Regions from separate parts of the Mus musculus genome. Here region 1 is linked to region 2. A link is a loop called in an ENCODE intact Hi-C map of the cell type or tissue named here. Cell type or tissue: left cerebral cortex. All regions are shown on one strand. Each heading gives the region's core, and the rest is flanking DNA. Links, peaks and the distances in the headings are about the cores only.

Region 1 (16,864 bases), core at 5,743-13,742, 450 kb before region 2:
CATCTAGATAGTGAGCTTCAAGAGAGCCAGGGCTACACAGAGAAACCCTGTCTTGAAAAAAAAACAGAGAGAGAGAGAGAAGGAGAAAGAGAGAAGCAGAGACAGACAGAGATGCAGAGAGATACACAGAGACAGAGTGAGACACAGAGATACAGAGAGAGACAAACAGACATACAGAGACAGAGAGAAAATCTATGTGCAGCTTGATAGAAAGAGAAATCAGGCTTTAGAATAATTTTTTACAAGTGAGTAACCAGTTCCACAGGACAGAATTCCATTCTGTTTTATTCACTGCATCAGGTCCTGGCTGTAGACCTGGAAGTGAAACAGAAGATCTGACCTTGAATTGCTATAAAATCTAAATGTAAGCTGGATGTGGTGGTGTGCACCTGTAGTCCCAGCTACTCGGGAGGTTGAGTGTAACAGGAAGATTGCTTGAGCTCGGGAGTTAAGAGCCCAGCCTGGGCTGGAGAGATGGCTCAGTGGTTAAGAGCACGGACTGCTCTTCCAAAGGTCCTAAGTTCAAATCCCAGCAACCACATGGTGGCTCACAACCATCTGTAATGAGATCTGACTCCCTCTTCTAGGGTGTCTGAAGTCAGTTACAGTGTACTTATATATAATAATAAGTAAATCTTATTAAAAAAAAAAAAAGAGGCCAGCCTGGGCTAACATGGTAAGACTATCTCAAATGCAAAGCAAAGGCCAATCAGAATGCTTGGTTAGTTTCTGCCCCTCCCACTCAGGACATCTGAGCTCTAGTCACAGGGCAGAGTACAGAGGCAGGCTGACATCCCAGCCGTGTCACATCCTCTTCAGCTTTCCATAGTCTGTAAGAGAGCACCGTCTCTCTATGGAGATAAATACAGCATTCATTGCCGTGTTTTAAATCAGAAAAGACTCTGGGACTCTTGCGATAAAGAAAACTTGCATTCAGATAATCCGTGCTCACCAACGTTCTTGACTCCTTCCTCGATGCTAACTACAGATCAACTCCAGATCTCTGTTGAGAATTATGCTCCCTGTTTCCTGCCCCTCAGGAAGTGGGTCCAAGAGGTCTGACTTTACCAAATAACAAATTCATGCTGGGTCCGACTGACCAAAGCAAATGAGGAATTTTTTTTTCCTTTCTTACACATAATTTCAAACTTAAGAAAAAGTTGCAATAATACGAAGAACGAATACAAAAGTCTCCTGACTGCCCCACTTCCAGTTCACCAACTGATGGTACCATTCACAACTGTCTGGGTCCTGTTCACACTGTGACTCATAGAAACGGTTTAGCCCTGCCCCTTCTGATTCGTAAACCCTGTCATTTAGACTAAGGAGCCAGCATTACTGGTTGCACGTGTTTGACAGGCTGGAACCAAAGCCCGTTCTTCAGTCTCAGTTGCTGATTTATGCTTTTTCTCTGTTTTCAACAAATTATTAAATCTAAATCATATGCTGTTAAAACACGGCTTTGGTAGCCTATTCCAAGTGCTAAATTGAAGAATAAAATTCCAGGTCTTTCAGAACAGGGAAAAATATATGAAAGTCATAAAAAAAAAAAAAAAAAAAAAAAGAGCTCCAGATTTCCCACTCTGGGCTCTTGCGCGCCCTCTCCTGGCTGAAAACAATACCTGACACTGTTGAGCACAGCAATTGCTACAGTCAACAGTGCAAGTCTCCGTGGCACATACAACCCATTTAAACAAATAAGAGCCCGAGAAGCGACCAGAGAGTAAGAGGAGAGGCTGCCGCTGTATTGCTCTCCTCTGTGCTCTTTTGTGGGAATAATCTTCTCCACCTGACTTCAGGCCAGGTGGTCGGTCACGTGTTAGGATCAGAACACATGCACGTTGGGTACGAGACAAGGAGAACCTGATTCTCGTGATTTACTTTAAATCCTAAGTCAACTTTCTCCAAACGGGATCTAGGCTCTTTAAAGGAAAGAACTTACTCCAATATATTTCATAGAGATGTTATCAATGCATCATCTATAGAGTGCACATTTTCTTGTTGGGTGAATTCAGTATGATGAATGGTTTATATGGGATTCATGCTAAATAAATAGATTTTTAGCTGTTCTTGCAAGCAGATAGGCAAAATGACTAATTATGTAAAGTAAATACAATTTGTTCACTATAGTAACCTATGAACTGAATGTATGCATCTTTTAGCATCAAAGTTTATGCCTTAAATATGCATAATACTTAAAAAAATGTAGCCAAGAAGAGAGGAAGAGTCATCAGTGTATCTACTTTTATTTAGCATGAAGAACCTTGCTGGTTATGTATAATCCAAAATACAAATATTATAGTAATAATAAGAAACAATGGCAGGAGGATTCTGTGGTGGTTTGACTGAGATGCTGCGATAGTCTCAGACATTTGAACACTTGGTCCCTAGCGAATGGTGCTGTTTGAGAGGTTTAGGAAGTGTGACCTTGTTGAAGGAAGTGTGTCCCAGTAGCTGGGCTTTGAGAAGTTAAAGGCTCTTGTCATTTCAAATTTGCTCTCTCTGCTTCCTGCTAGTTGTTCAGGATGTGAGCCTTCAGCTTCCTGCCTACCATGCCTTTGCTCTACCATCATGGACTCTGACCCTCTGGGACTATAAGCCCAAATAAACCCTTATCTATAAGTAGTCTGGCTTGTGGTTTTTATCACAGCAACAGAAAAGTATCGAATACAGATCCTAAATTTGAGGGCAGCCTGAGATATGTAGTATATATACTACTGTCTCGGAACTAAGCTTTTTGAACCCAAACTTAATCACATAGCTCTAAAATTGTCACTTTTTAGTTTGCTACTAAAATATACTTGCAGAAATACGATGCTTATTTAAAATTCTAATATTCCAGATCCAGCATGGCCTATAATGATTATCTACTTTCTATTCAACTCAATACTTATTCGCTTCATTTTTAATCACCATCCTAAATATTTCTCTCAATTCCAGCAGTGGAGAACAAGGCCTTTGGGAAACTGCTGTGGGTTAAATAGCATCATAGCACGCATGTGCAAGAGGTGTGGCAATCTCTGTGGTGCTGATGCTGTGGTGCTGAGGGTGTGCACACAGTGAAAGATGGTGGTTCTGAACAGCTGGAGCAGCAAGGCACCAAGGTAACCTTTCTAATTACACTCAGCTCTAATCCCCAGACACTGGGATCTTTTGATTTTTGCACAGTTACCTCCTACATTTACACTCGGCTCTGCCTACCCAAGAACCCCAGGGGTAAGCAACAATCTACTATTATAACTAGTCCTGACCAAGGCAGAAGTGGCCAAAAAAGGGGAGGCGGTTATCAGCCACTTATCAAAGGCCTGATGTGGACTGCACATCTACATCCACTGACTTTTATCCCATCAAACGCCACAGTGGAGCTTAAGGATACCAGGGCTCCATTCTGTTTGGGTTGAATGTTGAGACCTTGCTGTTTATCTTTAGCCTCAGCTTTGGCAGTGGATGGAATGATATTTTTGTTATTTCTGAGTGTGTGTATGATTGACGTGTCCTCTGCTTGCATGAGTTTGCACTGTAGCTAATTCCATAACATCAGAAATAAAATGTTTGGATTTGTTAACCTTTAAGTACAGCATTAAGTTTCAAATAAAGACAAGCGTTCGGCATGAAGTTCAGAGTCAAAGTTCTCCTTTATGTCTATAGTAGTTGAGATCAGATGAAACATGAGTTCATATTTATTATCACAAGACTCTGATTGGCATCAAAGTCATTAATTTTACATAAAAGCAAGCATGTTAGCTTTAGGACACATTCCTTTTTTATATTTATTTTACTTCTAATTGTGTGTGTGTGTGTGTGTGTGTGTGTGTATACACATGCAAATATGGGCACATGTGTGCAGGTATCTGAGGAGGCCAGAGCTGTTGGATCCCCTCACAGGGAGCAGCTACAAGTGATTTCGAGCCTCCTATGGGAATGCTGGGAAACAAACTTGGGTCCCCTGGATGGGCAAGAGGCCCTCTTAACCACTGAACCATCATTTTAGCTCCTAAAAACCCTCTTAAAAAAAACCAACAAATGTTCCTGCAAATGTAAATAATAATACAAAGAATGACGATAAAGAGTAACCCTCGAGTTCTCTGGCTGTTCTGGTACATGAGCCTTCTTACCCCTAAAGTAAAACTTTAGAACTGTGTTTATTTTCATCTGAAAGTTCTGTTTAAGTCATAATTTTCTCACAGGGAAGTTCTGCTTTAAAATATTGTATGAGTTCTTTACAATCATCCTGTTGGTCACTTAGACCTTTACAGGGAAGAAAATCTCCCACATGTTTCTGTAGCAGGCTCATGATAAATCACCTCTAATTCAGACATAACAAAGACTAGAGCATTTAAAGTAGATGCCATTGAGCATCTAGTTTAAATCAGCTCCACCTTGCTTCTGTTGCAAAGTGAAAAATGAGCAACCCCCAGCTTATGAGTATATTGAGTATATCAGCAGCTATTACACAAGAGCAACATAGTGGCTGCCAAGGAAGAAACTATTGTTTCTTTTGTACACATTGAGCTCATAGCTCCTAACTGGTGAAGGATTTGGGGAGTTTGTTGTTGGGTGGAAAAAAATCAGATCTACAGCCTTGTGCATGCTAAACACACACTATTTCTGAACTAACACCCCCCCCCCCCAGATCTTAATGACAAAAGTATGTTAATATAAATTGTTTATAAAGTAGCATTAATTCTTTACCCTTCTATGTATTCGGAAGCTTTTCAAGATGACCTTGGAGTCTCCCAATCATGACCTTCATAACCAAAGTTTGAATCTGTGTGACTTTTGCTACAAGAGTACAATGCTAGTAATTGATGCGTGAGTCCCGAGCCAAGTCCTGAAGAGCACTGCCCCTCCTCTGTCAGTCTCACACCTGAGTTAGTTACTTCTCAGTTGCTGTGCTAAAACATCAGGACCCAAACAACTTATGTGGGCTTCTGGTTGCAGAAGCATAGGGGTCTACCAGCATAGGGAGGCAGCGGGCTGAGGGCACAGCAGCGGGAAGCTGAAGCTCACATCTTCAGAGATGAGCTGAATTACAGTGGGTAAAATGGAAGAAGGGCAAAGCTTTGAGCTCTCAGTGCCTCGACCAAGTGATGTAGTTCCAGGGAGAGCCTATGGGGGACACTTCCTGTGTAAACCACCACCACACCCTCTCATGCCCTGAGAGCAAGGCCAGTTCTCTGCTAGAGATGAGTGATCATGGAGCTGATGATAGGGCCTCCATGCCAGTAGGACAGAGCAGCCTATACCTGCCAGTCCTAGGTATCAAGTAACTGTGGCCACAGAAGTAGAGGGGAGGAGCAGCTCAGGGGAGGAGGAGCAGCCCGGAGGGAGAAGCAGCCCAGGGGAGGAGCAGCCCAGGGAGGAGCAGCCCAGGCCAGGGCCTTGACATCCAGCTCTGGTCAGCAGAAACAAAGCTGCCACCCAACCAACTTGTAGGATGGTACAAAATGCAGGCGGTCTTGGGGGGTCAATGATTATTACTTATAACAGTATCAGCTTTATTCTTCTTTATCCAGAATTCTGTGTTAGCTTTGAACTTAGTGAAATTGTGGGTACGTTACATTTCTATTAGGTAAGGAGTATCTCTAGTTTGTGGTTACACACATACAAATATGCACGTGCAGGAGCTGGAGAGATGGCTCAGCTGTTAAGAACACTGACTGCTCTTCCAGAGGACCCGAGTTTAAGTCCCAGCAGCCACGTGGTGGCTCACAACCATCTGTAATGGGATCTGATGCCCTCTTCTGGTGTGTCTGAAGACAGCAACAGCATGCTCACATACATACAATAAATAAATAAATCTTAAAAACAAACAAACAAATATGCACACACACATGAACACACATTCAGAGTACCCTCAGCTTCAGGTCTTTCTTACCCAATAACTGTAATTTTTTTACTTCTTTATTTTTTAAATAGTGGTGGGGATAAACTCAGGCCTTGCACATGCTGGACAAGAGACTTACTGCTGAGCTACTTCAGGGGTCCCAGAACTATGTCCTGAACCACAAATCCACATCCTTTCTCTAACTCCATGTCTGAGATGATCTCCAGTGAGAGAGGTGAGTCCCAGAGGCATATGACCCCTTTCAGGTAGGAAAGAGAGTACTCCACTTCATTTTGAAAACTTGTATTAGTCTCAAAAGTAACTTTCAAAGCTGGAGAGATGGCTCAGCAGTTAAGAGCACTGGCTGCTCTTCCAGAGGTCCTGAGTACAAATCCCAGCAACCATATGGTGGCTCACATATATATAATAAATCTTTAAAAAAAACTAATTTGCTTCTGGGGAGAAAGGGTTTAGAGCAGAAAGAGCTACATTCCCATCACACAGTGGCCCACAGACAGACACACCCATCAGGGAAAATATATTATGGGGCTCAGGAAAGGAAATACCTTAAAATGATCTCACAATATAGCCTTTTTAGTTGCTGTCCTGAAGCATGAAGGCACAAGAACAATAATTCAACTTGAGGATCTTCATTCACCCACTTCCCCCAGGTCCTACCAAACTGACTCTGCAGGGGAGAGGCGAGAGCAAAGCAGCTGACTCACAGACACAGACGGACAGAAGGAAGGAGCGAGGCTCAGCAGTGGGCCATGTGCATAGCTTTGTTAGGCCTGGGTTCTATGCCCAGAACCGCAAAAGGCTGCTTTCCCCTCACACAGCACCATGGTCTTGTGAGCACATACTGGAGTACAAGAGAGCAGCATCTTCATGGGCGCTTCAGGACCACCAGCAACAAGAGCAGATGCCAGGTCTCACTCTAAACGCCCTCCATCAGATCCCTGCAGCCAGGGTTTGGCAATCTGGTGCAGGAGAGGGTGGTTGTTTGAGGACAGAGGGTTGACTGATGCTGGTGATGGAAGCCAGGACCTCTGCATGTTAAGCACATATTCCATACCCCCTCCACTGAGCACTACAGCCTCAGCCCCAGCAATGTGTTCTCCCCTCCCCCTCCTCCTCCCCCTCCTCCTCCCCCTTCCCCTCCCCTCTCCCTCTCCCCCTCTCCCTCTCTTCCCTCTCCCTCTCTCCCTCTCTCCCTCTCTCCCTCTCCCCCTTTCCCTCCCTCTCCCCCTCTCCCTCCTCCTCCCCCTCCCTGCACCCTCTGGCCTGGAACTCACTATGTTGGTCAGGCTACCTTCATCTCAAACCTATCCTCTTACCTCAGCTTCCCTAGCACCGAGCTTACAGTGTGAGCCGCCACAGCCAGCTGTGGTGTGTTTTAACCCTTTCTGGATTATGGTGCTTCCCCAGCTTGGGATGGGGTAGGAGAAAGCTTGCCTGCTTTATCCATGTGCAAGCTAGGTTTGGGTTTCTGACCAAAAAGGCTCTTGTAGAAGCTCTTAAGGTCAGGTTTCCTTGTTCCTGGATCAGTTTGTCCAAAGTGACATTGTGGGTTGAGGAGCAGCAAAGCCTGAGAAAAGCAGCCAGCCTCTGAGCTCGGCCTGCCTGCAGCCATCTTGTCACCACCACGGGCTGTGAGGCAGAACCTCTACTTCCTTCAGAACTGTGGTTGCCCTGATGAGGTCAGAGTGCTTGCCCTGTGCAAAATAGCTCCCAGCAAAGAGCTTCGCCTCCAGTTGTGAAATTGATTAGTGGCTTTAAAATCCCTGAAGAGTGCCCACCAGCAATTGTACTATTTTAAAACTGGATAGGAAAAGTGTGTGTGTGTGTGTGTGTGTGTGTGTGTGTGTGTGTGTGTGTGTGTAGTTTTACCCCAACCTTAAGGAGTAACACACACAGGGAAGAAATATGCAAAGGACCATGATATCATCTTACTTTCTATGTTAGATTATTTTGTTGTTGTTCAAATAGGCTGAGCTTTAGAAAGTTCATTGCTATAAACTTCTGTCAATATCAAGAAATGTAATCTGGCATGTGTTTGTGAGATGGTAGAGGCTGGAGATGAAACCTGCCTTGCAGCCTCTGGGGAAACAAGCCCTTTGCTAGCTCCTTGGCTTGGGTGAGCATCCTCTCACATTCTGGAACAGTCTGAGAGATACTGGATGAACTCGGAAGTGCAGAATGCACTGTTTAATCCTCTTATGTTTAACTCTCCATAAGAATGAATTTTAAAGATCCAGGTAAAACCTGCCCGTCATCACTGCCCAAGGACACCATGCCATCAGAAAGATGCAGCTCAGGCTCACACTACTAGTGTGCTCATAGATTTATTTATCCAGCGGTTACTTGTTGAGCTAGACATGGTGCTGGTTACCGTGGGGATGTAGGGACATTGGCCTATAGGAAGGAACACGTGGAGATTTAAATGTGATGTGGTAAGCAGGTAGGATGCAAACCCCTTTCCTCCATCTCAGGGTCACAGCCAGGGTCAAGCCTATAAGGAAAGACAGGAGAAAGAAAAGAAAAGAAAGGAAGAGAAGAGAAGAGAAGAGAAGAGAAGAGAGAGAGAAAGGAAGGAAGAAGAAAAAAGAGAGAGAGAGAGAGAGAAGCAAAGCACAACAAATAACCCTCAGCAAAGAGTATAAGAAGTGAGAACCTTCAGAGTGCACTGACCCAGAAGTGCACTCAGTCCCATACTTAGATCAGATAGTGAGTAGACCACCCTGCAGGGGTGTGGCTAGACGGGCATATCAGTTAATGGCCAGGGGCTGAGTGGGGCCCATTCCTCTGCTGATTCTTCAAGTCCTCTGCCAGGCTTTCCTTCCTCTGATATCATGGAAATGTGAACATCTCTGGAATTGCTTACAGCCAATGCAGAACCAATGAGATATTTACATAATGCAAGAGAACTGTCAAGATCCACCACGGAAGGGACCTACCCTAGGGCAACATAGGGACGTTACAGGCGGGAGGGCCTTAAGCACAGCATTAGGAACAAGTGTGCACACCTCACTGCATCAGCAAGACTAGCTAGAAACAAAGCCTCTGCTGCCCCCTGGTGTCTACATCCTGACCTGAGTGTTTCAAAGTCTGAATAATTTGATTTTTAAAAATTCCTATAATTTTCTTTAACCCAAAGCACTTACCACCACTGTTAATGCATTTAATTCCCCATCATTATCGTGAAGGACTCTGTTGGTGATATTATAATTCAGATATCTAAGTGTAGAGCTGGCATTTGCTGGTGGCGTGTCACTAAACTGATGATAGCTGTAAAATGATCCTAATTGAGGAGCTAAGAGGGGCTAAAGAACATGACCATGGTGCAGCTGATTGGACGTGTGACGTCATCTTCTGACATAGTTATTGAGAAGGAGCAGGGGTAAGCAATGAGTATCCATAAAGAGCCATAGACGTCAGAAAACCCACAGCAGAGATAAACAAAGAGACCACAGCCAGGAGAGAAAACACTGGAAACCTGAGAGCGGTTACTATATGGGAAGCCTAAATGCAGGGTAGACAATAAGAGGAAGAGAAGTGTGAAGAGAGGATGTCTGTGGTTGCCACACTTTAGTTCAGATCTAAGACACACAGTGGGACTTACATGCCTCAGCATATTTCCTGAAAGAAAAATCTTATTTCAGAGAAGTAATTGATCTGTCCAAACAACTGGTGACAAGTGACTTTTATACCTCTACACTAACCTGATACGTGAGACGCTTCTGGAATTTGGTAGTTTTTTTAAAAAATTAGCTAAACTCTAAAGACCGTGAAAAATGTAAAAGTGGACAGCAGATTTAGGGGGAAATATGTTCTTGGATGAATATAGATTTTGGTGGGAAGGGGAAATAGAACACATGGTATAATGAATTTGTTTGCTCATGCTGCATTGAAAGACAAATTGCCACATCCTCAAGTCCTGAGCCAGAGCCCTGCTATGGTGGCTGGTGCATTACATATCAGCAAATGCTTGTTTTGTACTAACTAGTCAATAACTCTCTCTCACGAGAGTCTCTGGTCAGCCAACTGCTTATGCCTGGAGAGTTCATTCAGAGTTCTGTAAGAGTTCTCTGTGGTCCAACTCTCCTACTGTTCCTTCCCCACAACAAAAGGCATTTCCAGCATTTCCTGGGTCTACATTTTTCTCCAAAGAATTATCATCAAAGATCACCAGGCTCTGTTTCAGAGAGCAACCTACTGTGTGCTCAAAACCGTTGCAAGGTTTAAGGGCTCACAGCATCTTACTTGTCAAGCTACCGTAAGGTAATTCAATTATATCCAAGGAAGAAGACAACTTCTCTTTATTGAGCACTGTCTTGTTTTACCTTACATGAATCCGACACTTGGGAATAGTAAACATTTCAGGCCTACACTTCTTGTTCAATGTTCTTTGGCTCCAAGGAGATTTTATCGTCTGGTGGTGCTGGGAATAGAGCCAGTGGCCTTGAGAGTGCTAAGCAAGCATTCTGCTTCTGAGATACATTCCTGGCCCAGGGAGTATTTTCAAAATGCATGTGCCTCTGCCCTTGTGTCAGAGGGTAATGACAAACAGTTAGGCTTGTATTCCCCAAGAATCAAAAGTGTGTGAACTATGCCTAGCTCTTAAGCTACATTAGGGGACTAAACCAAGGATTCATTTCTGGGCTTCTGGGAACAAAAAACAATCACTGTAGTCTCAGCACCAGTAGAGGGCAGCATGCCCTATACCAACCTAATTCACAAACTTCACTTCTGTGACCCAATGTCTTACTCAGTCCTGAAGTGTTCAGGGTCAAGCGCTCGCTCACATTAGCAGGTAAGAACTGCAAACAGTTATACCCCTAATAGAGCACTGACTTCTCATAGAGGATCACCCTAGATGGTACAATTTTTAAAAATTCACTTTGCAGGTAATTTTATAAGCTAAGTTTCTGAGAAACACATTTGCACAACATGGTTATCTATGCATGAAGTTGAGCTGTCACATTTTAAATCACACCCAATTTGTGGTCTTCTAAATACATGGGAATCTGTGATGGACTAAAGTGTCCTGAAAGTGTCATGCCTGTGATGGAGATTTTGCAGCCTGACCTACAGAAACCTGTGCTTGTGGGAGGCTGAATGTTGTAGACCTGGAGCCTGGGCTATCTCCGGCTATCATTGATTCCCTCAATAGACATTTGTTACCCATCTTAGTCAAAAGACACAACATCCTTCTGATTTTCAGGTAAAAACGTTGGAATGTATTACGTAGACACTATCTTCCACTAGCCTGAAAGTTAAGAATGTCATGACACAGTGTCTAAAACCTACAGCAGACATCCCCTGCTTTGCTATAACCTGCCTACCTGATGACCCACCCCAAAATTCAGCAAATGATTTTGATTTATGTCGTTCTTTTAATCTGTGATCGTGTAATACAAATTCATGTAATCACTTCTAAAGTGGAATATGTCATGAGTCCCAGTCTGCATTGCTGGGAGAGATAGCCACTCATATACGGCACAGAATCAGCCTTATACTCCCTTTGGAAGCACCTGGCTTTGTCTACAAGCAAGAACTACCAGTTTACCCATTCTTGGTTCTGTGTTAGAAACAACTGAGCATGCTCCATTTGAATCATTAAAACACCTGGTGGGTTATATGCGCTGAGAGATACACGGGCACATACACACACATACATGCACGCGCACACGCACTCACTCACCCACGAAGGCATACATATACACAATTTGGCTAGTACATGTCAGAATTACCTGGAGAGCTGCTTGATAGATCCAGGTTTGGAGCATGAAGGAGATGAGTCCAAGCGTACTGTATCAGACACGTGTCTAGTGGAAAAGGCTCACTAGTACGCACAGAGCTGCTGCTGTGCAGTGCAGGAATTGGGGCTGGGGACGGGGAGGCTGGTAGGGATGGGTGAGGAAAGAGAAAGCTGGGTATGTGGAGGAATATTCTTCATGGCTCTTCACCTCTCTTTCAGTCCTGAATGGGGTGGTCTCAGGGTGCTTTCTCTCTTAGAAACATGCCCTGGACTGGGGAAGACAGGAGGGAATGGACTCACATAGCATGGAGTGAGTTTCTCTCTCTCTCTCTCTCTCTCTCTCTCTCTCTCTCTCTCTGAGTGAGTTTCTCAAGATGGCAGTGAAGTCATATGGTATGCCTACTTTATAACCTTACTAATGATAGTGGCCAACCCATGGGTGCTTCCGACTTGATGAGGTCATCAGCCAAGGTGGCAGGAAACCAAAAGTTGCTGTTGACGAACACTCCCCCTTAGTCCTTTTCTTTATTTTTTTTTCTTCAAAACTATCTATTTCCCAAGTCAAGAGTTGAATCCAAGTTGCATATATAATATGCAGTTGCAAATCTATTTTTCTAAACAAGAGCTGAATCCAGGTCACATAGATAGCACATTGTAGCAAATCTACACTTTTAAACAAGAGTTAAATCTCAGTTACACATATAGTATGTTGCAGTCAATTAAAATTATCTATAGATTTTTAACTATAAACCCGTTCATTGCAAGTTCTGAGCTGGTTTTTCTGTTATAGATCTTACAGATCCTTTTAAAACCACACCCAATGAGCTTACTAATCCTAAAGTGTATAAAGATAAAATTTACATTTCAAAAAAAGCTTCAAAGATAGAAAACAAAACCATGGAGGGGGGAGGCCGAATTTAAACATTACTTGGAGATTACACTTTGCTATTTGTAACCTCTTTTGGAAACAGTTTCTCTCTCTTGTTCTCAAGCACAGGGTCTCTTCCCTGGCTGTTCTCTTTTGTTCTCCAGTCCTTGTCAGGTGGCTGGTCTGACCTGGAACAGAGACTTTGGAGAAAACTTGTAAACAAACATGCTTGAGTCTGGAGCAAGCAGGCATTCCAAATCCCCTCTCTAAAGCCAGCCTTCTCAGTAGAACTGAAGAGCATGAAACAATTTTTAATATTATCCATCTCCAAAAGACATCTGAGTGTCTGTAAAACTGAACCCAGTGATCTAAGGATCCATAATCATTTTGTTTGTGTGTCTGCAGACAGGAGCAGACAATCTGAAACACCGCCTCCCGAGTGTTGGTCAGGACACTGTACAAACAGTCGAAGTCATTGCTGTTGCTCTTGGTGGCCTCACAGAAAGGGAAGGTAAATCCCTATTGCTGAAGACACAGGACCAGAGAATTCTAACAGGATCTGACCTGAAAAGCTCCCAGAGAAAAACTGGAAATCTACCCAGCCTCACCCAGGAGTACTCATTGATCTAAAAGGGAAACTTACTACCACAGTATCATGCCAGGAGCCATCTACTAGAAGCTAAAAACTAGCAGGTAATCTTCCTGAGATGGTTAAACTATGAGCTGTAAAATTATAATGGATTTGCTCTTCTAGAAAAGGCCAAAGGAACTACATTTGAGGAAAGGTTGTTGCTACTACTATGCTTTTCCAGTTATTATTAAATATATATTACAAGCACTAGGTATTAGCCAACCCTTTTGAGCAGATTTCTGTGAACAACAAAGATGTACTGTCTTGTACTGGTACTATATAGACAAATAGATGATTTCTTAATTCTTAATGATTTTATAAGAACTCCTAAAATTACACTAGTAATTACTAAGCCCTTTAAAATAGGAGTGCTATTAAGTCCTTTCTGATATTAAAACTGCAATGAGAACTCTGCCAGTTTTCATGTATCATCAGTTAATTGCTTCTGAGATAGAAAGTAGGCATTTACAACTTAGAACACATTCTAGAAGTTGTAAAACAATCAACCAAAAGTCATAACTAGCAATTTATTGTAGGTATAAGGACAAAAGATAAAATATTGACTGGGCTTATCTACATAAAACTTTAATAATAACTTAGTCACAAAATTATAGATTTTAACTTTCAATGAACCTGTAGAGCTAGTGGCAGAAAATGAATATCTAGTCTTAATGGGACATATGTAAACATCTCTGTTGTAAACTTCTTATTCAACTTATGATTTGAATTTATGTTTGAACTTTTAGGGAATTTTTGGTTTTTTTCTTTTTTCTTTTTTTTCCTTTTTTTTTTAATTAGGTATTTTCCTCATTTACATTTCCAATGCTATCCCAAAAGTGGGAACTTTGATTTATTTTTTTTTAAAGATGCTTGGAAAAATGGTGTGATCTATTCCCCTAGAAAAGGTACAAAAAACTAGGGATGATTACATTGCATGGCATTATTACATAAGAGCAGGAGAGAGGGCAAGATTAGGAGGACAACAGAGTAGAGTAACTTAGAAATTAAAAGGAAACTTAGGAAGTAAGAGAGTAATAGGCAGAATGCAGATAGAAAGAGGACAAAGAAAAGGCTACAAAGAAAGAGCAGGTAGGCTTCTCTTTACCATGGGGTAGAACAAGTCTTTTATTAATAGCAAGGCAAGCTTAGTCTTACTAAAGAGGACAATGCTTTTTTTTTTCCTTACAGACTTGGGTTTAGCAAAAATATGGTAGAAGCTTTTTCTTTCTCTATGCAATAAAGATTGTGGCTCATTTCTTCATCCAGAATGAGTGAGTTCTTTCTGCATTGATCTTTTGCTTCATATGCATATGTAAGTATAGACGTATGTGTGTAAGTATGTAATTATGAGATAAATATGTAGCTTAGACCAACTGGTTTATATGAAGGTGTATGAGTATGCATGCATAAATTTGTATATGAATGTGTGTGAGTTTATGCATATTTTCTGTGTAAAAGTTTTTCTTCCTGGGAGTGTCTCTCTTCTCCTGGTTCAATAAAAGTTTATTGCTCCAAACCTCCTTCCTGCCTGACAAGCAAGAGGTGGGACTTCTGAGCAAAAGAGAAAAACGCACTAGCAATTACTTTATTACTTGATCCCCTGATGTTAGGCTACAGGTATTAATCACCTAAGATAGCATTTCTTTAACCCTCAGAGTGAACAAGAAAGTGTTTAGGGTTGTTTTGTTTTATTTTCTTTTTAAGAAATTACCAGCAAGCATTCATTATAGTTAGAGAGGTAGATGTCCAGAGACTGTAAGTCTTTAAACCTTCCTCTGAGACCACCAGTCTTTAAGCTACCTCTATGTACAACTCTGTGACCCACTTCAACCTATTCAATGCCAGGCAGACTCCTGGAACTATCATACCAGTATAATTCCTAACTCCTTTCTAAACATTTATCTTAACACTCCCAGGTAAATGCAACTCTTATCTCTCCTCAGCATTATCTATCTATCTATCTATCTATCTATCATCTATCTATCTATCCATCTATCTATCTATCAAGATGGGCATGCTAGCATATGCCTTTAATTCTAAGACTCAGGAGTCTACGCTGTGTGTTCTAGGCCAGCCAGGACTTCACAGTGAGACCCTTTCTTAAAAAGACAAACACACACACACACACACACACACACACACACACACACACACAGAGAGAGAGAGAGAGAGAGAGAGAGAGAGAGAGAGAGAGAGAGAGAGAGAGAGAGAGAGAGAGAATGGAGCAGAGGAGGAGGAAGGTAGTAGCAACAGCAGTTCTCAAAATGTAGAGAACAACTGACCTTGCATATCCAGTCCTGAAGGTTGGATCTAGAACTCAACCCCTACACCTAACGTTCAGGATCATCTCAGAAAGGGGGGAGGGGGATGAAAAGACTGTAAGAGCCAGAGAGGATCAGGAAGCTGTCAGAACATTGTCTTCTAGTTGTTGCAGGAAAGCTCCACCTACAAAATTTCAACAACATGGCTGCCAAAACAAGACCCGAACAATGCCAACACCAGCTAACTTGCCAACATGGGTGAAATCTCCCAGGGGTCCCATATCTAGATGAAGGGTAAATAATAACAGAGGAGAAATTAGTCTTCCCCAAGAATAAGTCCCCTCAACTAGTTATCCAGTACCAAGTGATCAGTCCTAAAAGCATATACATACAAGCACATATATGTAGAGATATATGTGTGTATATATTATATACATATATAATACATGTATATAAACAATAGTGGTTAAAGAAAAACCATGAATTAATTTAAAAATGATCAGGGCCTCGGGGAGGGGGGAGATTTGTAATGATATTATATTTTAAATAAAAATAAAACTATTTTTACAATTTTTGTTCAAATATCCATCTCTGGAGTTAAGGGTTGTAGTGACCCACTCTGGATGTGGGTGTTGGGAACTGAACTCAGACCCACTGGAAGAGTAGGAAGTGTTCTTAACTGCTGGGCCATGTTTCTGACCTCTCCAGGCTTCATTTTACACTTTATATTTTTCACTGGGGGCTGAGGAGATGGTTCATTGTGTACATGCTTTAGATATAAGCTTGAGGAGTTCCTTCTGGATCCCTCAAACCCACATTAAAAAAAAAAAAAGGTCTGAGTAAAGCTGCACCAGCCTGTAGTCACAAGTGTGTAAAGTCTGAGACAGGAGGATGAAGCTCCAGTGTAGCCAACCAGTGAGCTCCAGATCCAAGCAGAGACCCATTCTCAAAACAAACATTTGGAGGGCCATATAGAGGAAGATACCCTCTGTACGGTAAGCGCGCACACGTACGCTCTATTTACAAATTCATTGGGACGGACAACTCAGATTTTTCAGGTTCCGCTGTCTACTTAACTCTTCGATCCTCCCAGTTCTCTTCTCATAGTTTGTGTGAGTTTGGATATGAAGCAGAACCAAATACCCTGGGATCCGCCCACATCTGACGGCTGGGTTCCGATGGCCCTGCTTCCCCCACCTCGCCCACTCCGGTTCTATGTTCGCCTCTCTCTGTTTAAGTCCTCCACCCTGGTCCCCTACTGTCCCGAACCAAGACAACTTCAAGCGTCCTTCTTTCTGCAAAAATCACTGAACACAGCCTGCTACACAGAGTAGCATAACTGATAGATAACCACCACCACCACCTCGGTGCGCCGGACTCTGACGTCACATTAAGCGCCGGAAGCGATGGGGGGGGCATACCGAGACGTCATCTTGCTGCGCAGAACAAGCGGTTGTTGACAGGCCGCAGAGGTGGCCGTAGGCGAGCTTCAAGGAACCTATCATGCCTGACCGGG
Region 2 (16,864 bases), core at 5,416-13,415:
GATTCTCTCCTCTGAGTTTCAGTGCTCAGAGCACTCTCTGCTGGCAAGCTCTCTTACAGGGAAGGTGCGCAGATATCTTGTTTTTGGACCTCCTCCTGGTCGAAGAAGAAGGCCCAAAACAGGGCCTCTCTCAGAAGCTGTGTTGCTTTGGCAGTTCCCAGAAGCTGTCAGCTTCTGTGGTGCAGACTCTCACCTGTGCAGACTAAATTCCTAAGTTCCAGGGAGTCCTGGAACCAAGATGGCGACCGCTGCTCCTGAGGCTGAGGCCGCCTCCCGAGCCAGGCGGACACCTGTCCTCTGGTCCGGACGGTGGCCGGCTGTCTGCAGCCTGCAAAGGGTACTGCCTCAGCGGCTCTGTGCTTCTGCCTGTCCCAGAAGCTGTCCGGTTCTCTGGCGCACCCTCTAACCTGTTCAGACTAATTTCCTAAGTTCCGCTGAGCTCCGGAACCAAGATGGCGACCGCTGCTGCTGAGGCTGAGGCCGCCTCCCAAGCCAGGCGGACACCTGTCCTCTGGTCCGGATGGTGGCCGGCTGTCTGCGGTCCGCCAAGGGTGCTGCCTCAGCGGCTCTGTGCTTCCGCCCGTCCCAGAAGCTGTCCGGTTCTCTGGCGCACCCTCTAACCTGTTCAGACTAATTTCCTAGGTCCCGCGGAGTCCCGGAACCCAGATGGCGACCGCTGCTGCTGAGGCTGAGGCCGCCTCCCAAGCCAGGCGGACACCTGTCCTCAGATGTTGGATCTTGTGAAAAGCTTTTTCTGCATCTAATGAGATGACAGTGAGATTTTTGATGTTCGGTGAATTTATATGATGGATTACCTTTATCAACTCATACATGTTGAAACCACCCCTGCATGCCTGGGCTCACACCTATTTGATCATGATGGATGATCTTTTTGATGTGTTCTTGGATTCAGTTTGCAAGGTTTTGTTTGTTTGTTTTTGAGTATCTTTATATCTATGTTCATAAAAGGAATTGGTCTGTAATTTATTTGTTGGGTCTTTAGATAGTTTGGTTATGAGTGTAACTGTAGCCTTATAAAAAATTGGGCAGTGTTTCATCTGTTTATATCTCATGGCCTTTCTGGCTTTTAGAGTCTCCATTGAGAAGTAGGTATAATTTGAGGAGTATTGGCATTCACTCGTTTTTGAAAGTATGGCAGAATTCTGTGCTAAAACCATCTGACACCCCTATTTTTGTAATTAATCAATTTGTATGTATGTATGTATGTATGTATGTATGTATGCATGCATTTATTTATTCATTCATTCATTGGAAGACTACTAGTAGATTTGTTTAAGTTGCCTATCTTATCTTGAGTTGATTTTGGTAAGTGGTATGTATGCATTTCTTTTTGATTCTCCAACTTGGTGGATTACAGGTTTTTAAAGCATGTCCTCGTGGTTCTCTAGATTCCCTTCATGTCTGTAGTGCCCCTCTCTGAGTTATAATTTTGTTAACTTGGATATTATCCTTTTAGTTAATTTGGATGAGAGTTTATCATTCTTTTTTTCTTAAAGAACTAACACCATTTCATGAAATCTTTTGTTGTTTGTTTCTTTTTTATTTATTTCAGCCCTGAATTCATTTCTTAATCTACTCTTTTTCAGCATGATTTCTTCTTTCTGTTTTTATGCTGTTTATGTTTATGTTACTAGTATGAGATCTCTTCTTTTTTTTTAAATTTAGACACTTAGTGCTATGAACATGCCTCTTAGAACTGTTTTCACTGTGTCTCATAGGTTTGGATATGTGAGTATTCATTTTCGTTCACTTATACAAAGGTCTTTAATTTTGGACCTGACCTAGTTTTTCATTCAGTAGTGAGTTTTTCAATTTCCATGAGTTTGAAAGCTTTATGTTATTTTTGTTGATGTTTATATCCAGTTTTAATTCATGGTGGTCTGATAGATGCAGAAAGTTATTTCAATTTTCTTTTATATGTTGAGAATTATTTTGTGTCTGAGCATTTGGTTAAAATGTTCTGTAAATATGTTATGCTCATTTGATTTGTAATGTTATTTAGTGCTAGCATTTTTTGTTTGTTTGTTTAGTTTTTGTTTGGATGACCTGTCTGTTGGTGAGAGTTAGGTACTGAAGTCTCCCACTCTCAGTATATGAATGTCAATATGTGACTTTAGCTGGAGTAGTGTTTCTTCTACAAACATGGATACCCTTGTGTTTGCTGCATAGATATTAAGGATTGAAATGTCCTCCTGATGACGTTTTCCTTCGAATATCTTCTGATTAGTTTTGTTTTGAATTTTATTTTATTAGATAAAAATGTCTATGCCACATTTCTTCTTAGGTCTATTTGTTTGGAATATCTTTTGCTATCCTATTATCCTGAGGTGATGTCTATTCTTGATGTTAAGATGGATTTCTTGGATGCAGCAGAAGGAGGAATCCTGATTTTGCATTCATTCAGTCAGTGTCTTTTAATTGGGGAATTGAGATCATTGATGCTGAGAGATATCAACAATCAGCGTTGTTAGTTCCTGTTATTCTGTTGTTGTGTAGCAAGTGTTTTGATTTGCCAATATTGGGTTATTTATTACTTGTGTCTTCTTGGATGTGGTTAAACTCTTTAGGTTGTAATTTTCCTTCTAGCACCTTCTGTTAGGCTGGCTTTGTTGAGAGATATTGCTTAAACTTTGTTTTATCATGGAATGTCTTAATTTTCCTATCTCTAGTGACTGAAAATTTTACTAGGTATAGTAGTCTGGTCTGACATCTGTGGTTTCTCAGAATCTCTAGAACATCTTTCCTGGCTCTTATGGCTTTTGCATTCTCAGTTGAGAAGTTAGGTGATATTGAATAGGTCTGTCTTTATGTGTTACTTGGTCTTTTTCTCATACAGCCTTTAATATTTGTTTGTTCTGTACATTCAGTGTTTTCATTATTATGTGTGATGGAACTTTGTCTTGGGGTCCAGTGTTTGGCATTCTGTATGCCTCTTGGACCTTGATGGGCTCCTCCTACTTTAGGGAACTTTCCTTTTCTGGTTTTGTTGAAAATAGTTTCAATACTTTTAACCTGTTACTTATACTTCCTCTATTACTATTATATTTGCTCTTTTCATAGTGTCTAAAACTTCCTGAATGTTTTGTGTCAGGATTTTTTTTTAGATTTAAATTTTTCTTTTCATGAGGTGTGCATTTCTTCTCTCACATCTTCAATGCCTGAGAGTCTATCTTCCATCTTTTGTATTCTGCTGCTAAGTCTTGCCTCTAAGGCTCCTTTTGAGTCCTTAATATTTTTACTTTCAGATTTCCCTCTGTTTAGGTTTTCTTTATTGATTCTATTTCAGTGATCACGTCTTGGATGGGTTCACTCATTTCCCCTCATTATTTATGGTTTCATAGATGTCTTTAAGGCATCAACCTATTTCCCTCTTATCACATCCATGAAACCTATTAAAAAGGCTTTGTCTTATGCTTTGGACATGTTGCAATATTCAGGGTCTGCCATAGTTAGGGCTCCTGGCTCTAGTGGACACATATTGTCCTAGCTGTTTTTGCTTTTTATGTTGGTGTCAGGTTTTGGGAAGATGGTAATTCTAGGTGCTGATATCTGGTCTTGTTGGGTGATTTATTACTTGCTTTCTGTTTCCTCTCTGGTTCTTAGGTCAATGTAGGGTCTGTTCCATGGCAGAAAACTCTCCTGGGGTCCTTATAGATATGGTCACAGTGCTGTACATGAGTGTTGGAAGATATGATCATGAGGCACTGACTCTTCCTAGTTCCTGCTTCAGGAACCCCCCTGACCCTGCCCAGTCCTAACAAGTTGCTTCTGTTCTGTGCCTTGGCCCTGCTATCTGAAGGGAGATACCCAGGCTATCACACGAGCACACGCTAATGTTACAGCTCCACTTCTTTTATTTGACACCTCCCCTGATCACTCTTAGACTCCACATGGGGGCCTCTAGCCTGGTTGCTGAGGTTGATGCATAGGACCAAGAGGCAGGCATTGGTTTTTCAGTTTCTTTCAGTCACAGTGGGACATGAGGTACCTGGGAGATGACTGCCACAGCAGGTCTCTCACATGCAAAGTCCCTCTGTTTTTACTGAAGAGAAAGGTTCAGAGTGTCTTCTGAAAAGATGACAAGATGGCTTCCCAGCATTTTCCTTATGAAACCTAGTTCCCCACTCCCATTCTTTCTGCCTGTGCTTGTTCCTCCTGTGTTACCCCCATCCTGTCAGCTCTAGCCTTCAGCCTGCTCCCCAGCCCAATCTGTCCTTTCTGTTTTCTTTCCTTTCCCCCCTCTGATCCACACTTTCCCCCATTATCCCACCTTATCTCTATTCTGGGCTCTTCTTCTTTTCCAGACTTTTCTCTGAGCACCGTGTTCACCTTGTCCCTTCACTATTGGACCCAACTTCTAGCATTTCAGTTCAATAGTTCCCTACTCTCTTTCCCCAGTGCAAAGCCAGCTGTGCTCTGTCAGTCCTGATGAGCCAATCTTCCTCCATGGAAGGAGCCACCTGCCACACCTGCCGTTCAGCAGTGTCATGGCTGTGCTTCCCAAACAGACTGACCTGGTGTCCATGGGAATAAGGAAGACACAGCCAGCATGCTCCTGGAGCAACACTGTATCCATTTTCCTCATTGGCCTCTTCTCACTATCTGAACATACCTGGAAAATATCCTAGATATATGAGTGGAACCAATGCCCCTAAAGATTTTACAGCTAACAGTCAGGGTAATAACCTAGCTTTTCCCTATGAACTGAGAGACCTAGAACTGGTCATGAATCTCACTCACTGTTTCCTCAGGTACCAGGGAATCTGCAGCCAGAGACTAGAAATCATGAAGTGGTAGGGAGTCAAGCCCTGGTTAAGCTTGCTGCCTTTAAGTAAGTGTTGGCAAGTACAGATGCAATGGAGGTGCTGCCTAAAAAGACAGGGCATGGATCTAGTCTTGCTGGGATGTGAATCAGAACTCAGTTTCCTATTTGGTTCCCTTGGTTTGGATGGGAAGCCATGCCCTGGGTGGCTCAGCATTCTTCTGGAAATTTGAGATCAGAGTCTGCACTTGTTCAAGTTGCCAAGTATCAACTAATTCCATGTACTTGTTTATCATTATGAAACTGGGGACAATGGCCCTTGGTACTTGTACCATACTTCCATAAACTTTCTATTCAGGAGAACTGGATTCAAGCATTAATTTAGCTACAATTTCAGAAATATGTGCATGTGGCCAGATGAGACTTGATTGACCCTATGTGGGCTTCCCTGCCTAGGAGAATTTTACACTCTTCAATATAGGGAAACAGGAGTTCACACTCAATTGGGAAGGTTGCCTCATGTCAACGTGTAACTTTTGATGAATATGTGTCTGTCCTCCTATTTACTTTCTACTGTAGATGAGCAGCATGACTACAACAACCTTTAGTGTTAAGGCCAGGGTTTTAGCAGAGGCTCAGGGGGGTAGACACGGGGGAGGACTGCTGTTTACTGCTCTGCTCCCTGTGCTTTGCTTTCTTAATATTAACGTGGGCTGCCAGGCCAGGAGTGGCATCCCCCAAATTTATCTGGGCCCTCCCATACCAATCATTAATCAAGAAAATTCCCTCCAGGCCTGCTTACAGGCCAATATTATGGAGTTTTTTTTTTTTTTTCTCAACTGAGGCTCCCTCCTCTTGTTTAATCCTAGCTTATGTTAAGTTGGCAAAAACCAGCCAGTGAAATATCCTCTATTCGTTGTACTTGTGGATTCTCTGAGTGTTATGTGAAAATACTGCTTTTTTTTGTTCCGTTCTATGAGACTTCAACAGACACATTATTCCATCAAATATGTCTTAAAATGGAATTCCTACAAAAAGCAGTGTGGTTTCTAAAATCTAGGCAGTCAAGCATAAGGCATCCTTTAGCAGCCTAGAACTCCTCTTGGTTTGGGCTACACATACAATACTTTTCTAATATGCACTTGGCAGTCTGAGAGCTGCACTACGTATGAGCTCTGCCTATGCAGCTGCCTATGCTCTGCTGACAGACAGCACTCTGACGCAGTGGAGATTCTTCTGCCTTCTATTCAAATGGATTCTCAGTACTTCCTGATCCAAAGATAGAAGGACCAATCTGGCCTGAACTGGTTTTAGGTACGCGTATAGTAAGATAAAACTGTGTCCTCTAGTAAATTTTACCATCTCATGTCTATGTATAATTGGGTATACATATGACTAATAATATATTCTGGGAGGGAAATATGTAGTAGAAAAATGATTATATAAATCTATCAATCAAAATAAGAGCCACACTCACTATGCCTCTGAGTAACCAAACACCTCTTTCCCTTGAACCCCATAAATAAATACCTTGGACAGTAACCAGGACTGTATATTCACTCTGTGGCTCTTGGCTCTCTAGTCTGACCTATTCTATAGATTTGCTTTGAATAAAGTTCCACCACTACTTCTGCAAACTGTGTGAGCCTATACTCTAATTGCTTAAAATACCTGGCCTAGACCTGAACCAACAGTAACACCAGGCCCACATTAGGACAAAGTCAGCAGCCACCTCTAACCTCAGAAAATGACTTTTCCCTTGAGTTCTGCATGTAAGCTCCCCTCTGCACCCAGCTTTCTATTGGAGTAAGAGAAGGTAGGAGCCTAGGATTTTTACAGTATATTCTATTATTACACTTTTGAGCTCACATGACAATATCTCCAATTCAGAAACAATATTTAGCAAGAAAAGGACATGACAGAGCATTATTTAAGTCCTAGTCCAAATAATTTAAATCCAGACCTTTCCAGCTCCTGGTAGGCATCTGTCTGATCATACTATTTTTTGTTTTGTTTTTCTTTTCCAGCCAACCAGAGGAACCTGAAATGCTAAGACTACAAGATTCTCAAGTAACTCCAAGACCCAAAGTTACAACACTGTCTACAAAACCTAAAATATGACATCTAGGACAAGATGATTATTAGAGAGGTAGCATACTTACATGTAGCCATCCTGTGTATTGAATATAAACAATGTGGGCACCATTCACAGAAATAAATGTTTCACTTGTAAATAAATCAATGATTATACATTTGCTAATTTCATACAGAACTGATTCCCAAACAAGGGAAATTAATAGGGAGAAGAATGATATATTTTATACTGGCAAAGGGGTTAGTACTCAGTGAGGGAAAGGAATACACACGTGTGATCTGCAGTGTCAGGTTCCTTGAGGGGAAATTACCGTAAAAATGAAAATGGAAAACAGATGAGTATAGACATACATTTTTCTCAGCCTACTTTAATAAGCATTCAACCCCCCCTCTATCCCACCAAAGGAAAAGTTATTAGGATACAGGGGAAGTAGACCTGCTTAGAAATAGTTCTCTGGGGGTGAGTCCAATCTTCGTTGTCAGGATATCAGCAGTTAGTCCAGTAGAAAACACCAAATATGAAGCAGCAGCTACAGTCCAGGCCTCTCAGCAGACACCACATATGAACCAGCAGCTGCAATTCAGTCCTCTTTGAAGACACCACACATGGACCAGCAAGGGAAGTTCAATCCAAAAGAAACCAGAAGGCCTACCAACTGGCACAAGGCCACAGAAATAGTAAGAAGCCACAGGAACCTCACGAGAAGTTCCTTGTGGAGTTTCTCCCTATGTTGTCACCACAAGTGAGTTCAACAATTCAATGTAAGGCAAACTAGTACATGTGTGCTGTTAGCGAAGAATAGCAAGGCAGAGTAAAGCGAACCAATGCTTGAGCTCCTACTGTCTGGTGGTCATATTTATATTCTTTCTAAACATCACATATCCTTTCATATATTTGCTTTAGCAAAACATCATTTGACATAACTGATTTTTCCAAAGAAACCAGAAGTTTCCACTTCAGTTTCCACTGAAGGTGAGTCTATTTTTGTTGGAAATTTCACCTTCCCATCATCAGAAATGGTACAAAGAAGAGAATGAAATCACCAAGGTGATAGCTCTCCTTGATCATTTCCTTCCTGTATCAATAGCAGGTCCTGCATTCGTCTTGAGGTTACAAGATAGACCACAACTGCCACACCCACTCCAGTGGAGTCTGCAAGACAAGTCCAAAAGCTTGGCTGCAGTCCTGAGGCAAAAAAGTTGCACAGAAATGAGTCTCCTGGAGGTCCTTGGCATCCCATAATATGAATGTGGTCCAGATTTGTCCTTGTGATAGTCTGTGGAGGGTTTTGCATGCCTTCTTTCAGTATAGTTTTATTATAGGAGCTCCCAAGGAATGATTTGACAAATAGCCAAGTTAGATTGGACATTGCTTCCTGGCTTCCACCAGTGTCCCAACATCCTAGTTAATCATTGAGCCGACCTTGGGCTTTGAATTTCGTAAGAATGCTACTTGTTCAGATGAAATGCCTCCAGTGTTGATAGATAGTGAAAGAAATCAGGCATTGCAATTTACTGGATAAGAGTTAGAAATCCCAGGGCAAGTTCAACAAAGTAAACTTAGAATTCTCATTAGAGTCATGTATGGCAGACTACATTACATAATAATAGAAAGAAGGTGGGTTGTGGTTTAAGAAGGAACTAGAGTAAATACTACAGGGGAACGCCAGGGCCAAAAAGTGGGAGTGTGTGGGTAGGGGAGTGGGGGGGAAGGGTATGGGGGACTTTTGGCATAGCATTGGAAATGTAAATGAGGAAAATACCTAATAAAAATATTAAAAAAAAGAAAAAAAAAGAATAACAGCTGAGTCACTCCCATACACAGGAATTTACAATGGCTTAGGAAGAAGGTGGGGTATACAATAGACTAGAATTGGAACTACCGTTAGGTCTTCTAAGTATTAGCTGACTTTAGATAGGGTTGATTTTTTATCTCAGTTGTAAACAGTGCCTGGCTCCTGCCAATTTTCATGGATGCATTTTTCTTTTTTGTTTAGAGTCATTATGCATCAGATGACCTTAATGTATCTTGGCTGATGTATTACCTAACTTCCTTGTTTTCTTCTGTAATGACTATATAAGTCTGATGTTTACTTTGAAAGATTACACTCACAGGAGACAGCCAACTCTACTTGGCCGCTATCTCTTGGTAAGGAACTCCATAAAACCCCAACTATGAAGCTAAAATATGGAGATGGAAAATTAGTGTCAGAAGAAGCATTGGGGCAGAAACTTTTTATGGAATACCCAAAAGATGCATGGTCCAGGAAAGCAATAGTTTATTTCAAATAAATGAGAAGCACATACTGGGTCAACATGAATAAGATAATTTTATTAACTTCAACCTGTCTAGTGTATATGGCTACCAATATTTACCCACAGGGAGCTGCTGGCATCTAACACCTTGTCCTACTGAATCCTTAACAATATTTCCCCAGGTAACAATACTTCCCCTGGAAACTAACATCTGAATTCACCTCATTCCTGGAAACCAACATCTTCCCTCACCTAGGATGAGCTGACCAAAGGCTCTACCCACTATAATCTGAGTACCCTACCCATCCCTGCATCTATGATTTTCCCCTCCTTCCCTAGACACCGTAAGCACTTTAAGGAAGGAAGCATATATTCTCTGTCCCTTTCAGGGCATCATTCAAGCATTGTATGTAAGACCTGGCAGCAGGTTAAGACACATCTGGCAGGAAAGGAGGGACAGCATGAACTGAGGCTCTGCAGCCTGTCTAGCATGCTCACCCAGACAGCACAGAGTAAACAGCTAGAGGGACAGAACTGTAAAGTTTCAAGAGCAACCTCCAGACTTCCCTTTTCCATGCAGGATTCACCAGTTAAGGTTTCCAAACTGTTTTCAAATAGCACCACCAAGTGTTCTAGTTGAGGCAAAGGCAGCACTACCAAATTCCCTGAAAGAACGAAACCCTTTTATCATACAAAAGTGTAACATTTATGCTCCAGTGTACAAAAAATCAGTTAGGTTCACTAATATATCAGCAATTGGCAGTAGGAAAGTTTTTCAATGTATTGGCGTAGGTCTTAAAATTGTTGACTGATGACAATCATCATGATAATTATTAAGATGGCATATACTGTTGTTTTACAACCCCATGCCCACAAACTGAAAAAAGCATTTATATAGCCATTAGGGTGAAAAACAAGGGGTTTGTTGTACTGAAAACTGAAGAATGTCAACTTTGTGTCCAAATCTCAATGCCCACGTCTTGTAATGTTCTCAAGTAAAATAAGCAGTAAATATTTTTATGTCTCTAGAAGTCCCACAGCAGCTTTGTGTGCACTGTTCTGGTGTTTCTGGGTCTTGTCATTTTTGTGTGTGGCTGCTCACCTGTTGAGTATTGGCTTCTTTGGGTAATGTATGACTTTGTATATGCCTACATGTGTGCACATGTATATAGAGGACTTGACAGCTTCTACAATTGTTCTTATTTTTCGTGATAAAAATTTTATTGGACCTGGAACCCACCAACATGTCTACACTGGCTTGCCACTATGATCTAGGAATCCTTCTGTCTTGATCTCTATCCTCATTCCCAGCACTGAGCTTAAATAGGTGAGCACAGCCTTGCCTGAATTTATCATGGGGGATAGGGATTGGGACCAAGACTCTTTATCCTGTGTGGCAACTTCTCTATACAATAAGCCACCTTCCCAATGTCCACTTAAATCTTATTTGACAAAAATTGAATGTTTGTCATATATGATGTTTTGAAATGTGTATATATATATAAATAGCTCAATGGGCTAGAAAGATGGCTCAGTTATTAAGAGCATTTGTTGCTCTTCCAGAAGACCCAGGTTCAACCCAGTATCCACTGGGTGGCTCATAACCATCTATAATTTCAGTCCCAGGACATTTGATACCCTCTCTTGACCTGTTCAGTCACAGATATATCTGCAGCCATAAAGGTTTAAAAATGTAACTTAATTGCCTTAACAAACATAAGAATTACTTCACATACCTATCCTTTTTGGTGTGTAATAAGAACACTTTAAATCTACCACTGACGTTATGAAAGAAAGCATACACTCCAAATTAAGGAATCATCAGAGAGCTCTTCTTATTCATCACAACTCAGACCAAATACTTTGACCAACAACCTACCAAATAAGTAACCAGTAACCCAAATTGCCATCTACCAACAGCCTGGTGTACAAGAACTGTCACTACTCAGGCCCTGGTCTTCAAAACGAGTCTTCAAGTCACATCCGTGTTACTCAGAATCAATAAAAACCATTCTGTACTGAGTTTTGTTTATTAAGTATTTTGCACAAATGGATGCTGTCAGTGTTTAGACTCCATTAGTTATGCAATTATAAACACCTTACTTACTGTAATTAGTTTTAATTACTATAATTAATTCAGAATGTCTCAGTCTCCACTGAATGGGAATAGGATTCTAGACAGTCTGTGGTATCTTAGAGTCACCTGAACAATGACAGAGACCTTGAAACCAGCCATCCCTCACTGAGACATGCTACCCTGTACTTACCAGATTATAGATTTTCTCCTTCTGTATTTGAGAACCATCATTTCCTTCTTCAAAATGTATCTGCATGTTTTTTCACTTTTATCTAAACTTTAATGGCTCTTTTCAAATCACTCATTCTCCTGAGTTTTCCTTTCTTTTCCCTCTTCTCAGGCTTTCCCCGTCTCTCTCCATTACTTTTTACCACTCTCCCTGGCATCTTTTCCCAACATTTTCCATTTGCAAGAGGTACTCTTAGTAGAGTTGAGAGAGCCTTTTGAGATCTCCAGATATATGTGACCATCCACATCTATTCTCAAAGGCTACAACAAGCTCAAGGGTTTCAATGCCTGTGGGTCACGACAATTGAAAAATACATATTTCCAATAATCTTAGGAATTCCCAAACATAAATTTATTTTCATTGCTACTTCATAACTGTAGTTTTGGTACTGAGCAGTGTCTCAGTTCCTAAGACCATTGAAAATATGTGTTTTCCAATGGTCGTGACCTACAGGTGGAGAACTGCTGCCTCAGAGGAAGCTGAAAGAGGCCTCTCAGCCACACTGTATTTTGTCTGGTGGAACTATAGCTCCAAGACTACAAGGCATTTCCATGTGCTAAGGCCTACATATCTTAGACACAACCTGACCATTGCCATTCTGTAAAATGAATTATTTTTATTATAAATGTATGTATAAATGTATAATTATTGTAAATTAATCCAGCAGCTGTATTTCTTTACCTTTGCTAGTCCTCTGTAGGCTTTGCTTTTTCAAAACCTACTTCAATTATGGCTCTTTAACACTTCAACCTCTAGCCCACCACCCACTAGAGGTAGGGTAAATGAAAGGTAAATAGGAAACAGGGGTTATGGACCTGTTTAGAAATAGTTCTTTGTGGTGACCCCAGTCTTCACCGTCAGCAGTCCAGTCTACTAGCAAAGCACCAAACATGAATCAGTAGCAGCTTCTTGATCCAGAAGAAACCACAAGGCTCCACCAATTGGCACAAGTCTGTAGAAGCAGCACAAAGCACCTGGAGTACCATCAGAAATTCTTTGGTATGTTTCTCTCTACAATGCCATGACAAGCAAAGATCATTGAAGAGTTGGGGGACTGAAGTGATGACTCAACAGTTAAAAGCACTGCCTGGGCTTTCAGAAGCCCTGAGTTCAGTTCCTAACAACCACATGGTGGCTCACAATCGTGTGTAATGGAACCTGATTCCCTCTTTTGGTGTATCTGAAGAGAGAAACAGTCTACTCACATACACAAAATAAATAAATCTTTTAAAAAAGTTGCAAAGTGAACCAATGCAAGAGCATCATACACTGTCTGTTGGGTTATATTTATACTCATTCCAAACATCAGGTGTCCTCTCAAGTGTCTGCTCCAGCAAAACGTCGCATGCCCTTTCACCAGACAGCTTCCAGTAAAATGTCCATTCTCAGCGAAGTATCCTATTATAATACAGCTTCCAGAAAAAGATCACAGGACACAACTGAGTCTCCAACAAAACTAGAAATCCCCACGTCAGTCTCCAATAACCAAGACTAAGATTTATTAAAATTGCCTTGAACAAAATACTGAGCAATTATTATTCCATTCTAAACCTCCAACCTAGTCAGACTTCCTCCCAGACAATATCTCCATATTACTTGCATTTTTGGGGGTACTTTTTTTTGGTCCAGCTCTCTTTTCCTGATGCTTCCTTGGCCTCTTCTCCTGGTCTCCTCCTTCATTCCTGTCTATTTCTCCTCCTCTCTGAGAATTGGAAGTCCCACCTTATTCTCTCTAAAGGTCTGTATTGGATCATTGGCTTTTATTGGCAAGACAGAGAATGACTGAGGAGCAATGTTTATATACCAAACTTGAGAAAAGAGATTCTAAAAATAAACATAACAAAGCCAGCTCAGTCAGTCAATAAGGTCTCATGGGAGGGAGTGAGGATTGAAAATGAAGAAAAATAATTAGACAAAATTATAACACGACTCCAGCCAGTATTGAGGCTGAATCAGGTTTATTTTTCTCCAGCCTGCTTTTATATCATTCTAGGTACATTCAAAATTCATGTTTAGTTCTTAGATCAAAGACAAAGTAATCAAGTGAAGTAGTAAACAAGATCACACAAGATAGTAGTCAAGCGATAGGATCAGAGGTGAGGACACATCTGCCCCAACACTGGAAGTAACTTCGACCAGCAGGGCCCAGACATCCAAGAACTCTGTCTGCTCAGGTGCGCAAGTTCCTTCCAGTCTGGGCTGGTACCCTGAGCAGACCTTGGGCGCAAACTCTGCAGCCAGTCCTACAACACCCAGATCAAGCTCCATTCCTATGCACTCTAACATGCCTAGGATCCCAGAATCCCAGGATCCCAGGAGTTTGGTCACACCAGGATCTTAGGGTCCCAGAAGCAGCCTGACTTCCAGGAGCTCTGACACACCCAGTATCTTAGGATCCCCAGATGAACTCTGAGGGGTTCTGACACAACCAGGATCACAGGAAGGACAGGCTCCAGTCAGATATAACGAGGGCAGGTAGCACTAGAGATAATCAGATGTCGGGAGGCAAGCATAAGAACATAAGCAACAGAAACCAAGGTTACTTGACATCATCAGAACCCAATTCTCCCACCATAGCAAGTCCTGGCCACACCATCACACTGGAAAAGCAAGATTTGGATCTAAAATCACTTCTCATGATGATGATAGAAGATATTAAGAAGGGCATAAATAATTCCCTTAAAGAAATACAGGAGAACACAGGTTAACAGGTAGAAGTCCTTAAAGAGGAAACACAAAAACCTCTTAAACAATTACAGGAAAACACAAGCAAACAGGCAAAAAAAAAAAACAAAACCAAAACCATCCAAGACCTAAAAATGGAAACAGAAACAATAAAGAAATCACAAAGGGAGAGAACCCTGGAGTTAGAAAACCTAGGAAAGAGATCAAGAGTCATAGATGCAAGCATCACCAACAGAATAAAAGAAATAGAAGACTCTCAGGTGCAGAAAATTCCATAGAAAACATTGACACAACAGTCAAAGAAAATGCAAAAGCAAAAACTCCTAACCCAAAGCATCTAGGAAATCCAGGACACAACGAGAAGAAAACATCCCAAACCTAAAGTAAGGGATGCCCATAAACACACCAGAAGCCTACAGGACTCCAAATAGACTGGGCCAGAAAAGAAATTCCTCCCATCACATAATAACCAAAACACCAAAATCACCACACAAAGAAAGAATATTAAGAGCAATAAGGAAAAAAGGTCAAATAACATATAAAGGCAGATCTATCAGAATTATACCAGACTCCTCACCAGAGACTATGAAAGCGAGAAGATCCTGGGCAGATGTCATACACACCCTAAGAGAACACAAATGCCAGCCCAGGCTACTATACCCAGCAAAACTCTTAGTTATTGTAGACAGAGAAAACAAGATATTCCATGACAAAACCAAATTTACACAATATTTTTCCATAAATTCCACCCTACAAAGGATAATAGATGGAAACACCAACACAGGAAGGAAACTACACCCTGGAAAAAGCAAGAAAGTAATCTTTCAACAAACCCAAAAGAAGATAGCCACACAAACATAATTCCATCTCTAACAACAAAAATAACAGGATATAACAATCACTTTTCCTTAGTACCTGTTAATTATCGATGGAATAAATTCCCCAATAAAAAGACATAGACTAACATACTGTATATGTAAATAGGACCCAGCATTTTGCTGCATTCTGGAAATTCATCTCAGTGTCAAAGACAAACACAACTTCAGAGTAAAGGGCTGGAAAACAATTTTCCAAGAAACGGTCCCAAGAAACAAGCTGGAGTAGCCATTCTAATATTGAATAAAATTAACTTTCAACCACAAGTTATAGAACAAAAAAAGGAAAGACACTTCATACTTATCAAAGGAAAAATCTGCCAAGATGAACTCTCAATTCTGTGCTCCAAATGCAAGGGCACCCACATTCATTACAGAAACTTTACTAAAGCTCAAAGCACACATTGCACCCCACACAATAAGAGTGGGAGACTTCAATACCCTACTCTCAAAAATTGACAGGTTATGGAATCAGAAACTAAACAAGAGACACAGTGAAACTAACAGAAATTATGAACCAAATGGATTTAACTGATATTAACAGAACATTTCATCCTAAAACAAAAGAATATACCTTCTTCTCAGTACCTCATGGCACCTTCTCCAAAATTGACCATATAATTGGTTGCAAAACAAGCCTCAACAGATACAAGAAGTTTGAAATAATCCCATGCATCCTATAAGATCACCATGGACTAAGGCTGGTCTTAAATATCAACATAAACAACAGAAAGCACACATACACATGGAAGCTGAAAAACATTCTAATCAATGATAACTTGGTTAAGGAAAAACTAAAGAATGATATTTTAGAATTTAATGAAAATGAAGGCACATCATACCCAAACTTATGAGACTTAATGAAAGCACTGGTAAGAGGAAAGCTCATAGCTCTGAGTGCCTCCAAAAAGAAACTGGAGAGAGCATACACTACCAGCTTAACAGCACACCTGAAAGCTCTAAAACAAAAAGAAGCAAATACACCCAAGAGGAGTAGATGGCAGGAAGCAATCAAACTCAGGGCTGAAACCAACCAATTACAAACAAAAAGAATTATACAAAGAATCAACAAAACCAGGAGCTGGTTCCTTGAGAAAATCAACAAGATAGATTAATCTTTAGCCAGACTAACTAGAGGGCACAGAGATAGTATCCAAATTAATAAAATCAGAAATGTTAAGGGAGACAACAATGAAGTAAATCTTAAAATAATTATTCTGCCTGTTGAATATTAACAGTTGAAAATATTAAAATCATGTCCTACAAACTTCATGGAAATATTACTGACAATTTTTCTCACTGTGCTTGAAATTAGCATTTTCTTAATGTTTAACTTCAAAGAGTTTTTGCTATTTTGAAATTTTAAAAATATACTTCCTGATAAAATAATTTCTCTCCTAGAAACACTGATAATCTTTTTTAAGTAAACTGATTGTTAAAGAATGTATACAGATATATAATGTGTTTTAAATACTCTTTCACTATGTCAGGTGGTATCAATAAGGGCTTTTGAATATATTTATTATTAATTCATTTTAATATTTTATGTTCTTTTACTATACTTAATTCCCAAAGAATATTTTGTATGTTTTGAAACAATTTAGTATTTAACATTAGATATAGAATCTTTAGTTATGGATAGTATTAAATATTCATTAATGATATTTTTAGGGTATGAAAGGACATGAATATAAAAGTTGAACAAATTTTTTATGTATTATTTGATTCTCAATATACTCAATATTGTTAATATGTTTGATGTATAAGACGCATTTAAATAACAAAAATTTAAGAAAAAAAGGTAGTAGTCCAGCACTGCAGTAAGCAAAAGGATCACAAAGGTAGTAATTAAAGTAGTAAACAAA

What was found. Hi-C counts contacts between places; a loop is a spot of excess contacts. Peaks named below come from ENCODE experiments on the same cell type or tissue, not always from the same donor. Only the 100,000 strongest peaks of a DNase experiment are listed, where the experiment ranks them.
Region 1: a loop joins it to region 2, with 7 times the contacts of the local background. A loop is called at or near these places in 2 of 42 quality-filtered maps.

What each region holds. Positions count from the first base shown.
Region 1 is chr14:59,597,871-59,614,734 of GRCm38, reverse strand. It overlaps Cdadc1 (cytidine and dCMP deaminase domain containing 1), which reads left to right and starts at 16,776. Exons shown (of 10, transcript NM_027986.3): 1 at 16,776-16,864. In left cerebral cortex, for the core only: CTCF peaks have their summits at 8,909 (motif pointing left) and 10,534 (motif pointing right); DNase peaks (open chromatin) are centred at 8,885 and 10,526.
Region 2 is chr14:59,148,657-59,165,520 of GRCm38, reverse strand. It overlaps Gm5142 (predicted gene 5142), which reads left to right. Exons shown (of 2, transcript NM_001004158.2): 2 at 6,811-7,018. The coding sequence ends at 6,836. Among named protein-coding and RNA genes, the nearest start is that of 1700129C05Rik, 14 kb to the right of the region's middle. In left cerebral cortex, for the core only: a CTCF peak has its summit at 9,763; a DNase peak (open chromatin) is centred at 9,717.